Linked DNA regions of Homo sapiens: regions 1 and 3 are each linked to region 2. Evidence: chromatin contacts called from ENCODE Hi-C data. All regions are on one chromosome and are shown on one strand. The core of a region is the stretch at or near the end of the contact, and the rest is flanking DNA. Distances in the headings are between cores, read along the strand shown. Region 1 holds the start of LINC02397 (long intergenic non-protein coding RNA 2397). Region 2 overlaps LOC107984543 (a long non-coding RNA gene). Region 3 has its middle 85 kb from the start of LINC02397.

Region 1 (2,500 bases), core at 1-2,500, 2.7 Mb after region 2:
TTTTTTCTCTGTATTCCAGACTCCTGGCATTTAATCTATTGGGTGGGAATAAATGACGTAAATTGTACTCATATTTGCAAAAAGCCCAAAAAAGATGTTAAGGCTGTTAACAACAGACGTCTACGCTACAGTTGAAATGGGCTAGGTGAATTGAGACAGAATTCTATGAACATTTTATGAAGCTTTCCTTAAATTTCTAATTGAAAATTGCTACTGTTTGTGTTACTGTTGATTCATTTCATTTAAGTCTTGGTCTTGTAGATTCTATTGATACCCCATTCTTGGGGATGAAAAACAATGTTAAATGCGCACATTTGTTAGGAAAATGGGCTGGGTGGGAGACGGAAGGCTTTGGCCGCCATCCTAGGGCATTCCTGTGCATTGCGATGGTCAGCATTTCTGTATCTAAACATCGAAAAAGTACAATAAAAATACAGTATTATAATCTGGGACCACTATCATACACGCAGTCTTTCTTGACCAAAACATCCTTATGCCGTGCGTGGCTGTGCTGAGAAGGAGGAGCACTCGTCCTCTCCAAGCACATCCAATTTGCCTCAGTCCTCATGACTCCCGCCCTGTTACCAGAACTGAGCTCATTTGTTATTGAAGTTGCTTTTCTTATACCCAGCCCAGTTTTCCATTGATGCTTCCGCTTATTCTATGTAGGTATTTTCATTTATCACACAATATCCCTAGTCTAAGACTTCATTTGAGGAAAGAAAAAAAAAAAAACCTCTGCTGCTAAAAATAATTTGAAAACTCCTAGACAATAGGACCTTTCAAATCCCTTACAATTCTAACAACCAGTGAATTCATGCTTCACAGCCATTCAGATCTATACGTATGAAATACAAGACATATGTGTTCAACTTTCCTTCATCGCCTCCTTTAAACTTTCTTTTTTCTTTTTTGAGTCAGTCCCTGCAGGAACAGACCAAGTGAGCCCATTAAGAGAACAGTTCATTCCCACCTGCTACCTCGAGCCAGCCAACAATCTCAGCCTCACCACTCCATTCTTGATTATGTAGAACCATTCCAATCCTGAGTGACAGGATTTGCAAAGACAGCTGTTGGGCTCCACAAACATTTGGAGGAGGGGAAAATGTGAGGTTGGTTGCTACATTCTCCTACTTCTTTTTACTGAAAGGAACAGCTGCGATCTTCACATGTAAGATGAAGTAAACAAAAGCTGACAATGCCCAGCACCATTCAGCAGTAAGCATTCAAATGGATTTTTCCTCACCGCGTTTGCAGGCCCGGCACAGTCTCAGTTCCCCACAGCACAGAGAGGAAGCAAGGTCTTTGCATGCCCTGTTCACTTGGCCAAACATTGCCCTAGATGTGCAATTCAACCCATATAAAGCAAGCGTAATTCAAGAGCCCTGACTCTTTCACCATTTCATGATGGCTTATTACTCGCACACGGCATTGTCAGGTTCCAGCAACTCTGTGTGCAGCAGGCAGAAATGCAGTGTTTATCTCTGACAGGCAAACATTCTTAGGCTCATCGGCATGAGTATCCACGCTGAACTGGCTATCGGGGAAGTAGATCCCTGCATGGGAAAGTCAAGGTATGTTTAGAGGGACTCGATGATTCAACCCCATTGGCTGGTTCATTCCTTTTGTTTCCTCTGCCTTTTTATTTGCTTACACAGAAAACAGAGCATTCATTTATTTCTTTTCCCTCTCTCATCTCTATTAACCACTAGGGCCATCTGCCCATCTGAAACTGTCTTTGGCTGCATGGTTGTGAATCCAGGTGACAGTGAAAATGAAGAAGTGGTGATTGTCCCTGCATGTTTTCTCTGAAGGGTTAACTAAAAAAAAAAAAAAAAAAAGCCTTTGTGTCTGTTTCGAGTTCTCCAGTTGAAATACTGTACTCATTGAACTGCAAGAAATAAAACCTGCAAGTAGGCACTGTGCTAATGTAATAGAAATGTGTTAGACAGGGGCACTATTTCTTAAATATGCTTGAATTAAGCAAGTTCTTTTAAAAAGTGGGTGGGACTTTTGATGTTTTACATAGTTATATTTTCAATTTCTTGTGCTCAGTTTAAAACTCAAGATTCTTTGTTTCTGTGTGTGTCATTAGGGCAGGTGTTGGATGACAAGTAAATGCACTGAAAAATGAAAAAAAAAGATTTGTGCCCTAACCTCCATGAATTTGGTGACTTAATATATCCATACAGATCTGACTTTTAATCAAAGGTGCTCACAGGTGGGGTAAGGGATAAGGAGGAATTTGTCTACAGGATCCTTTTATCCTAAGTTGCCTTACAACATCCAATTGTGTTACCGTTTTTTTTTTTTTTTTTACAAACCCATTGCTAGGCTAAGAAGTATTGATTCCATCTAGTTAAACATGTCGAGTGAGAGGAAGTGATCAATGGATTACTTCTTCAAAACATTTATCCCCCCTAGTGGAATCCTCTGATTTTTATAACATTAAAGAGCCAGGTATAGGAGTTGGGAGAAGAATTTAAAATTTGAAATGTCT
Region 2 (3,456 bases), core at 24-2,523:
CTGGGTTCAAGCGATTCTTGTACCCTAGCCTCCTGAGTAGCTGTGATTACAGGCACCTGCCACCACACCTGGCTCTTTTTTTTTTTTTTTTTGTATTTTTAGTAGAGATGGGGTTTCACCATGTTAGCAGGCTGGTTTCAATCTCCTGACCTCAAGTGATCCTCCTACCTCGGCCTCCCAAAGTGCTAGGATTACAGGCATGAGCCACCGCACCCAGCCATAACTGTTCTTAATACCATTGAACTGTACATTAAAAATAGTTAAGATAGTATATCTTATATTATGTATATTTAAGCACAATAAAAATTGAAAACAAAACAATAACAAAATAGATAAATGAATAAATAATTTAAAAAAACATGAGGAAACAAAAAAAGACCTTTGCCCTCTATGGAGCTCATAATCTAGCACGGGGCAATAGACACTACATATTATATTATTTATACATTAGAAGGTCATAAGTGCTAGAGGAAAGGTAGGGGGATTAGGCATCTCTAGGTTAGTTGCTGTTTTAAAAAGAATTGTCAGAGTAGGCCTCTTACTCTTTGATCAAAGACATGGAGATGATGGAATTAGCTACATAAATATCTGGGTTCCAAAGCAGTGAGAACATCCAGTGCAAAAATCCTTAGGTAGGAGCATGCCTGGCACGTTCTAGGGATGTCAAGGAGGCCAGTGTGGCTGGGACAGGGTGGGGGCAGAGAGAGATAGGTAGGAGTTGAGGTTACAGTGGTAAAGGGAAGTCAGATCATATGGGTTCTTGAGATCGTTGGAAGGACTTTGGTTTCTACTCTGAGAGAAATGGGAACCATTGCAAAGTTTTAAAAAGGAGAACGGATGATGTGACATATTTTAAAAGGATAATTATTTACAGAGAGAATAGACTCAAGTGAAGAAGCAGGGTACCTGCTTAGGAGGCTGTTGTATTAGTCTTTGGGTGAAAGATGGTGGTGGCTTGGACTAGAGCAGTAGCAGTATTCGTGGTGGGAAATGGTCAGATTTTTACATATTTTAAAGGTAGCGCCAACAGAATTTCCTAAAGGATTAGAGGTAGGGTGGAAAAAAGAAAAGTCAAGGATGACTCTAAAGTTTTTGACTTGAGCACCTGGACTGTTGGAATGACATCATGGGAGAGGCTTTGAGTGAGCAGTTTTTTTAGGGGGAAGATCAGGAGTTCAGTTTTGAACACATTGAGTAAACTCTGTTATTACAATTTGGTTTTTTAAGTTGCACAAGTGAGGGCCATGGAAAATATGAGTCAACGGTATAGTATCTTTCACATAGTATTGGCTCAGAGTAGGCGTGTCCTTTAGATGTGGAAGAAAAAAGAGGATGTAAGATTGTAAGAGCTCTGTTGCTGACTCATGTTTTTCATGACTGTCACTTGTGCAACTTAAGAAAATTAACTGTAATCATAACAGCTAACAATATTGAGCTGTTACTATGAACAAATAGATGACATGTTAACTTATGCTAATGTGTGTAATTGAAGGAAATGTTAAATTGCAGTTAGAGGGTAGTGAGATTCCCATCCAAGTTCATGGAATCTGTCTTCTGTCCTTGGACTCCAGATTGAGAACCCTGCAGTGATTTTTAGTTTACAAATACCCCTGGGCCTAGATTGTTATCCTCACAGCAGTCTTAAGGAATAGGTCAGTGAGGTTATCCCTTTCATACTCGGAAGTCGGGAGTGGCTTGCCCAAGATAAAAACATGAATTCAACTTCCAGGTTCTCTGACTTCAATGCCAACAATTTCTCAATATTCCCTGCCACCCAACTTTCACTGATCATTTAAAAACTTACAAAAATGTTAGAATAGTACAGTACAATGAACACAGCATACTTTTAACCTATTTCACTAACTGATTATTGTGCCACATTTGATTTATGTCCTTACAAACACACACATACACATACACACAAACACACACGGGAGTTTTTTAGTGACTTTTTAAAAAGTAAATTGCAGGAATTCTGTCACATCCAAGTATGTTTAACCTGCATCCCTTAAGAATAAGAGCATTCTAGAGAACCCATAAATAAAGTCACACACCTACAACCATCTGATCTTGGACAAAACTGTCCAAAATAAGCAATGAGGAAAGGACTTCCTATTCAATAAATGGTGCTGGGATAGCTAGCTAGCAATATGCAAAGGAATAAAACTGGATACCTACCTTTCACCATATACAAAAATTAATTCAAGGTTGATTAAAGCTTTAAATGTAAGACCTCAAACTATTAGAATCCTAGAAGAAAACATAGGAAACACTATTCTGGCCACTGACCTTGGGAAAAAATTTATGATTAAGCAATTGCAGCATAAACAAAAATGGACAAATGAGACCTAATTAAACTAAAGAGTTTCTGTACAGCAAAACAAAAACAAAATAAAAACTATAAACAGAGTAAACAGACAACTCACAGAATGAGAGAAAATATTTGCAAACTCTGCATCCAACAAAGGTCTAATATCTAGTATCTATAAGAAATTTAAATAACTCAGTAAGCCAAAAACAAATAACCACATTAAAAAGGGGTCAAAAGACAGAATGGACGCTTCCCAAAAGAAGACACACAATTGGTCAACAAACATGAAAAAGTGCTCCACATCATTAATCAGAAGAAATGTAAACCAAAACCACAATGAGATATCATCTCACACTAGTCAGAATGGCTATTATTAAAAAGTCAAAAAACAATAGATGCCAGTGAGGCTGCAGAGAAAAGAGAACACTTATACACTGTTGGTGGGAATGTAAATTAGTTCAGCCACTGTAGAAAGGAGTTTGGAGATTTCTCAAAGAACTTAAAAAAGAACTACCACTTGACCCAGCAATCCTATTACTGGGTATATATCCAAAAGAAAATAAATTGTTCTACCAAAAATACACATGGAGTTGTATGTTTATCATAGCACTATTTATAATAGCAAAGTCATAGAATCAACCTAGGTGCCCATCAGTGGTGGACTGGATAAAACACTATGTGTGTGTGTGTGTGTGTGTATATATATATGTATATATATGTATATATAAATACGTATATGTGTATATATATATGTATATATATGTATATATAAATACGTATATATGTATATATGTATATAGAAATACGTATGTATGTGTGTGTATATATGAATATGTGTGTGTGTGTGTATATATATATATATATATATTTTCAAGATGAAGCCTCGTACTGTTACCCGGGCTGGAGTGCAGTGGCACAATCTTGGCTCACTGCAACCTCTGCCTCCTGGGTTCAAGAGATTCTCCTGCCTCAGCCTCCCAAGTAGCTAGGATTACAGATGCCCGTCACCACACCCAGCTAATTTTTTGTATTTTTAGTAGAGATGGGATTTCACCATGTTGGCCAGGCTGGTCTCGAACTCCTTACGTCGTGATTTGCCCACCTTGGCTCCCAAAGTGCTGGGATTACAGGCATGAGCCACCACA
Region 3 (4,030 bases), core at 822-3,321, 2.8 Mb after region 2:
AACAGCCTGACCAACATGCTGAAACCCTGTCTCTACTTAAAAAAAAAAAAAAAAAAAAAATTGGCCGGGTGTGGTGGTGGGCACCTGCAATTCCAGCTACTCAGGAGGCTGAGACAGGAGAATCGCTTGAACCCGGGAGGCAGAGGTTTCAGAAAGCCAAGACTGTGCCACTGCAGGCCAGCCTGGGTAAAAGAGCAAGACTCTCTCTCAAAAAAAAAAAAAAAGAAAAGAAAAGAAAAGAAGAAGAAACTAAGTGGAAACTCATCAATTCATCAATATACACAGGGAATGCATGCAAAGATTAGTGGGAACCTTAGCTCTAAGAATATACATATGTTCAGGGCCTTGACCCTGTACTCCAGACAATTAGCTCTGGGTGTGTCAATTTCAGACACTCTTCTTCACAGAGCCCCAGTCTCCTGCCCCATGTGCAACACTATCTGGAGCTCAGAGCCTTTGTACCCAATTTCACTTTTGCCAGTACTCTGCTTTATGACTGGACTCTGCCTCCATAACTAATAGATCAATTATGGTAGCACTTACAATCTGCCAGGGACATGTCTACATGCTTTATATCCTAAATCATTAAGATCCACAACCACCCTATTACTTAAGTATGATTATTACCACCAGTTCACAGACAAGAAAACTAAGCTACAGAGAGATCAAATGCCTTAACTGAGGTCACTCCACTCACTCCACTAGTAAGGGGTGATGTTGGGATTTGAATCCATGCAGTTGGCTCCACAGTTCACACTATTAAGCAGATGTTTCTCTAGGAAGCTTTTTTATCCACTTACTGAGAGGCTGGGGGAAAGAGTTCCAGAAAGCAACCACCTGACTCATGAGCAGTGACCATTCTCTGGGATATGACCCACCCACTTCACTGATACCTAGTGCTCATCACTTTGACAAATACAACTAAGATTGTTTCCTGCCTTGGGTTTCATGATTGCAATTTTCAGAGCTGGCCTCTGGATAAGGTCCTTTTTCTAGACATTATTATGCCCCATATTTGTATTTGTCAGGAAACTGGAGAGTTTATTCCAGGAACTAATTTGAAATTATAAGAATTTTTTTTCGTCCGTCAGAATAACCATTCATGAAAAGATAATGCATACATCAGTGAAGGAAGGTTCTTAAAATGGGTCAGCCAGAAAAAGGAAGAATTAAATTGGATGGCATGATTACATAGGACAACCAAGGACACCAAAGGGGCCCAAAGAAAAGAGAGCCCATGAAGAAATAGAACTGACCAGCATGAAGGTTGTACTTGGATGTTTAATGTGAAGCTGTGTTCGGTTGCCTTTTTCAGATGGAGAGAAGACGGTCCCAGTCTTCTAGGTCTGGGAAGCCAGGTCTACTATGGAGGCCTTAACTCCTGTGTGGAAAAGGCTGAGGTAGCACATTTCACCATAGGAGGAAGAAGAGACACCAGTGAAGGATACACAGCAGTAAGAGATATGGAAAAGAACAAGGGTAATGAATGGTAATTAATTCATTTATTTGCCCATTCATTCATTCTACGAATATATATGGAGCACCTACTGTGTGCTACCCTCTGGGGCAGATTTTGGCTTCAGGGAGCTTACTTGACAGTTGGGACCCAGAAAATGAGCAAAGCAATTGCCCCTTTCTTCCTGTGTACATATCAGAGGGGTAGATGGAGTGAATGCTGTGAGAACATAGGACAGGAATGAACCTTCTGTCAGGGTCTCATGAAAGCCCGGGTTGGTGAGTTTTAAAATGAGACCTGCAAAATGAGAAGGAATCTGTCACACAAAATGTAGGGAGAGAGGGTAAGGAAGAAGAACATTTCAAAAAGAAGTGTTGTTGTTTATTCCCCAAAGATGGCCAGAAAAGTGACTAAGAAAAGATCACAGGACTCCAGGTTGCCTGGGCAATCTCTGAGAGCCCTGTCTAGGGTGAAGTGGGAGTGAGACCAACAGAATAGTGTTAAGGGGACAGCTTATGGCAGGAAATGGGGACAAGCAATGCATGTGATTTGTCTGAGCTGGAGTGGGGGAGGATGAGCTTGGTTTTGCTATGTCAGGCCATTAGTTGGGGCAATTTTCAGTTTCCATTTGAGCCTGAGCCTGGAGTAGGTGCATTCCAGATATGCAGAAATCATGACCATGGAATGATTCATCTCCAGTTAGCTCCCTCAAAAATTCCCCACAGTCACTATCTGACACCTTTTCCTCAGGCCTCCACCTTGCACCTCCCCTGCCCCCTCCAGAATGACTTTGTGTCATTCTTCACTGAGAATGAGGCCATCAGAGAAAGCCTTCCTCATTTCTCCCTTTTCTACCTCTTTATTTCTCTAGATCTTCACCCTCCCTTTTTGGGAGAGGAACACTTCCTCCCTCCTGCAACCTTCCTCCACCTATCTATACTCAAACATTAACTACTAATGTGATCAAAGAATCATTATTCCTTCATTCCATAAATAACTCCACACCAGCACTTGATCCCTGTCTTCCTTTCTCTTCTGTAACTTGTACCACAAATCATGCTTGTTTATTTAATTTCTCCCTCACTACCACCATCTATTTCTAAACCAACAGCCTACTCAAGTCTGCCTGCTTCCCAAGAGTCCTCACTCAATCCTGCTTATCTTTTTGGCCAACCTCCAACTCTCTGGAATTTGACCTCAGGACTTCTTGGAGATGATTGGATGGCTGTTTTTACCTTCTAGTGACCCACTCACTCCTCAGCCTTTATCATCTGACTTTCCAGCCTGCCTATGTGTTTTTTACCCTGTTGCAGCCCCTGCCACCACCCCAGAATGCTGTTCTGTTGCACTCCTACCCGCTATGGGACTGTGTACCTGCCAGGCCTCTAGATGCTGCATCCCTCTCCTTGACCCTCATCTGAAGCCCAACCCTATGCCAATCTATAGAATGAACCCCAATTCAGACAAAAGAGATGTCAAGGTAACCAACTCCACCCTCTGAGATCCACGACTAGCCAAGGCTTGCCATTGCTCCACGTTACATCTCTGTTGTGAGAGCCATCTTGATTCTCATGTGTGAGCCCAGATTTGGCTCTAAGACTGATCTCTTAGTTTCATTCCTGTTCAACCTATTTGTTGAGCATGTATTATGGGCCAGACTCTGGCACACAACTCCTACACATGATTACCCCTCCCGTTCACAACACGGCGATGCTGGAGAGCCCTACATAGTCAGCAGACCCATGCTACAGAGGGTTTGAGGAACTCTTCCAAGGACACACAGCCATTCCATGGTGGAACCAGAACTCAAACAGGCATTCTGATTTTAGAGCCTTTGCTCAATAAATAGTTATAACAGAAGAGAGAGTGGAGACGTGTGTGTGTGTGTGTGTGTGTGTGTGTGTGTGTGTGTGTGTAGGGGTAGAAGATAGTGGTGGGGGAGCTTTCTGAGACCCTGCTACTCATGCCAGATTTTCTGGTCCTGATTAGCTACTGCCTGGCTGCCAGAAGCTGTTATTATCACTCACTCCCGTGCTCCTGTCACTGGGCTTGTGGAAACTTGCCCTTCCTTCTGCTCTCGGTCTCTGATGCTGACAGCTATGCTGGAAAATCCCATGCTGGCCACTGCCACACTTACCAGAGGCATATTGTACGTGCTGGTCTGGACTTCCTGCCTGACCCCTACGTGTCCTGTGCCTGCCCCTTCACAGGAGGTCGGTCTACTTCCTGGCCAGGGCCTTTCCAGCCTGTCTCACCCCTGTGCAGGTAACAGAGCTCTTTTCTCTGCCACCACTTCCCCACGGAGTCTTTTCCATGGTTCTCCCTGACAGAATTCATGCTACATAGTCTTTGTTAACTCATGGCATGCACTTTCTTCCTGCTTCTTTCCTCAATTTATGTGAGATTAAGTTAATACCAACCTATCTTGTTAACCCCTTCTAATACGTAATCTTCTTTATTTTAAAATTTAAATGTTTGTTATATTGAATTCAGTAACTAGAACATTCTCCTCCAAAATAAGAATGGTACAAAAACCTCAAATAAGTAAGTCTGTTGGGGAAAACAAGTTCCCCC

What was found. Hi-C counts contacts between places; a loop is a spot of excess contacts on that map. Pooled maps may share reads with other maps.
Region 1: a map with no recorded cell type shows a loop between it and region 2 (7-fold over the local background). The contact joins the promoter of LINC02397 here to the enhancer-like site in region 2. A Hi-C loop is called at or near these places in 3 of 37 single-sample maps with no recorded cell type and 1 of 50 pooled maps.
Region 3: a map with no recorded cell type shows a loop between it and region 2 (9-fold over the local background). The contact joins two enhancer-like sites. A Hi-C loop is called at or near these places in 2 of 37 single-sample maps with no recorded cell type and 3 of 50 pooled maps.

Annotation. Positions count from the first base shown.
Region 1 is chr12:92,465,429-92,467,928 of GRCh38, forward strand. It overlaps LINC02397 (long intergenic non-protein coding RNA 2397), which reads left to right and starts at 1,251. Exons shown (of 2, transcript NR_144532.1): 1 at 1,251-1,574. RefSeq lists a silencer at 885-1,179 and enhancers at 892-1,399, 1,156-1,305, 1,506-1,595, 2,376-2,435.
Region 2 is chr12:89,755,583-89,759,038 of GRCh38, forward strand. The region is part of intron 2 of LOC107984543 (a long non-coding RNA gene); the gene reads left to right. Among named protein-coding and RNA genes, the nearest start is that of ATP2B1-AS1, 48 kb to the left of the region's middle. Within about 2 kb of position 1,274, at least 7 of the 41 ENCODE cell types and tissues checked have a DNase peak (open chromatin) inside an H3K27ac peak, as active enhancers do.
Region 3 is chr12:92,550,005-92,554,034 of GRCh38, forward strand. No RefSeq gene overlaps it. Among named protein-coding and RNA genes, the nearest start is that of LINC02397, 85 kb to the left of the region's middle. RefSeq lists enhancers at 1,878-2,317, 3,447-3,636. Within about 2 kb of position 2,072, at least 19 of the 41 ENCODE cell types and tissues checked have a DNase peak (open chromatin) inside an H3K27ac peak, as active enhancers do.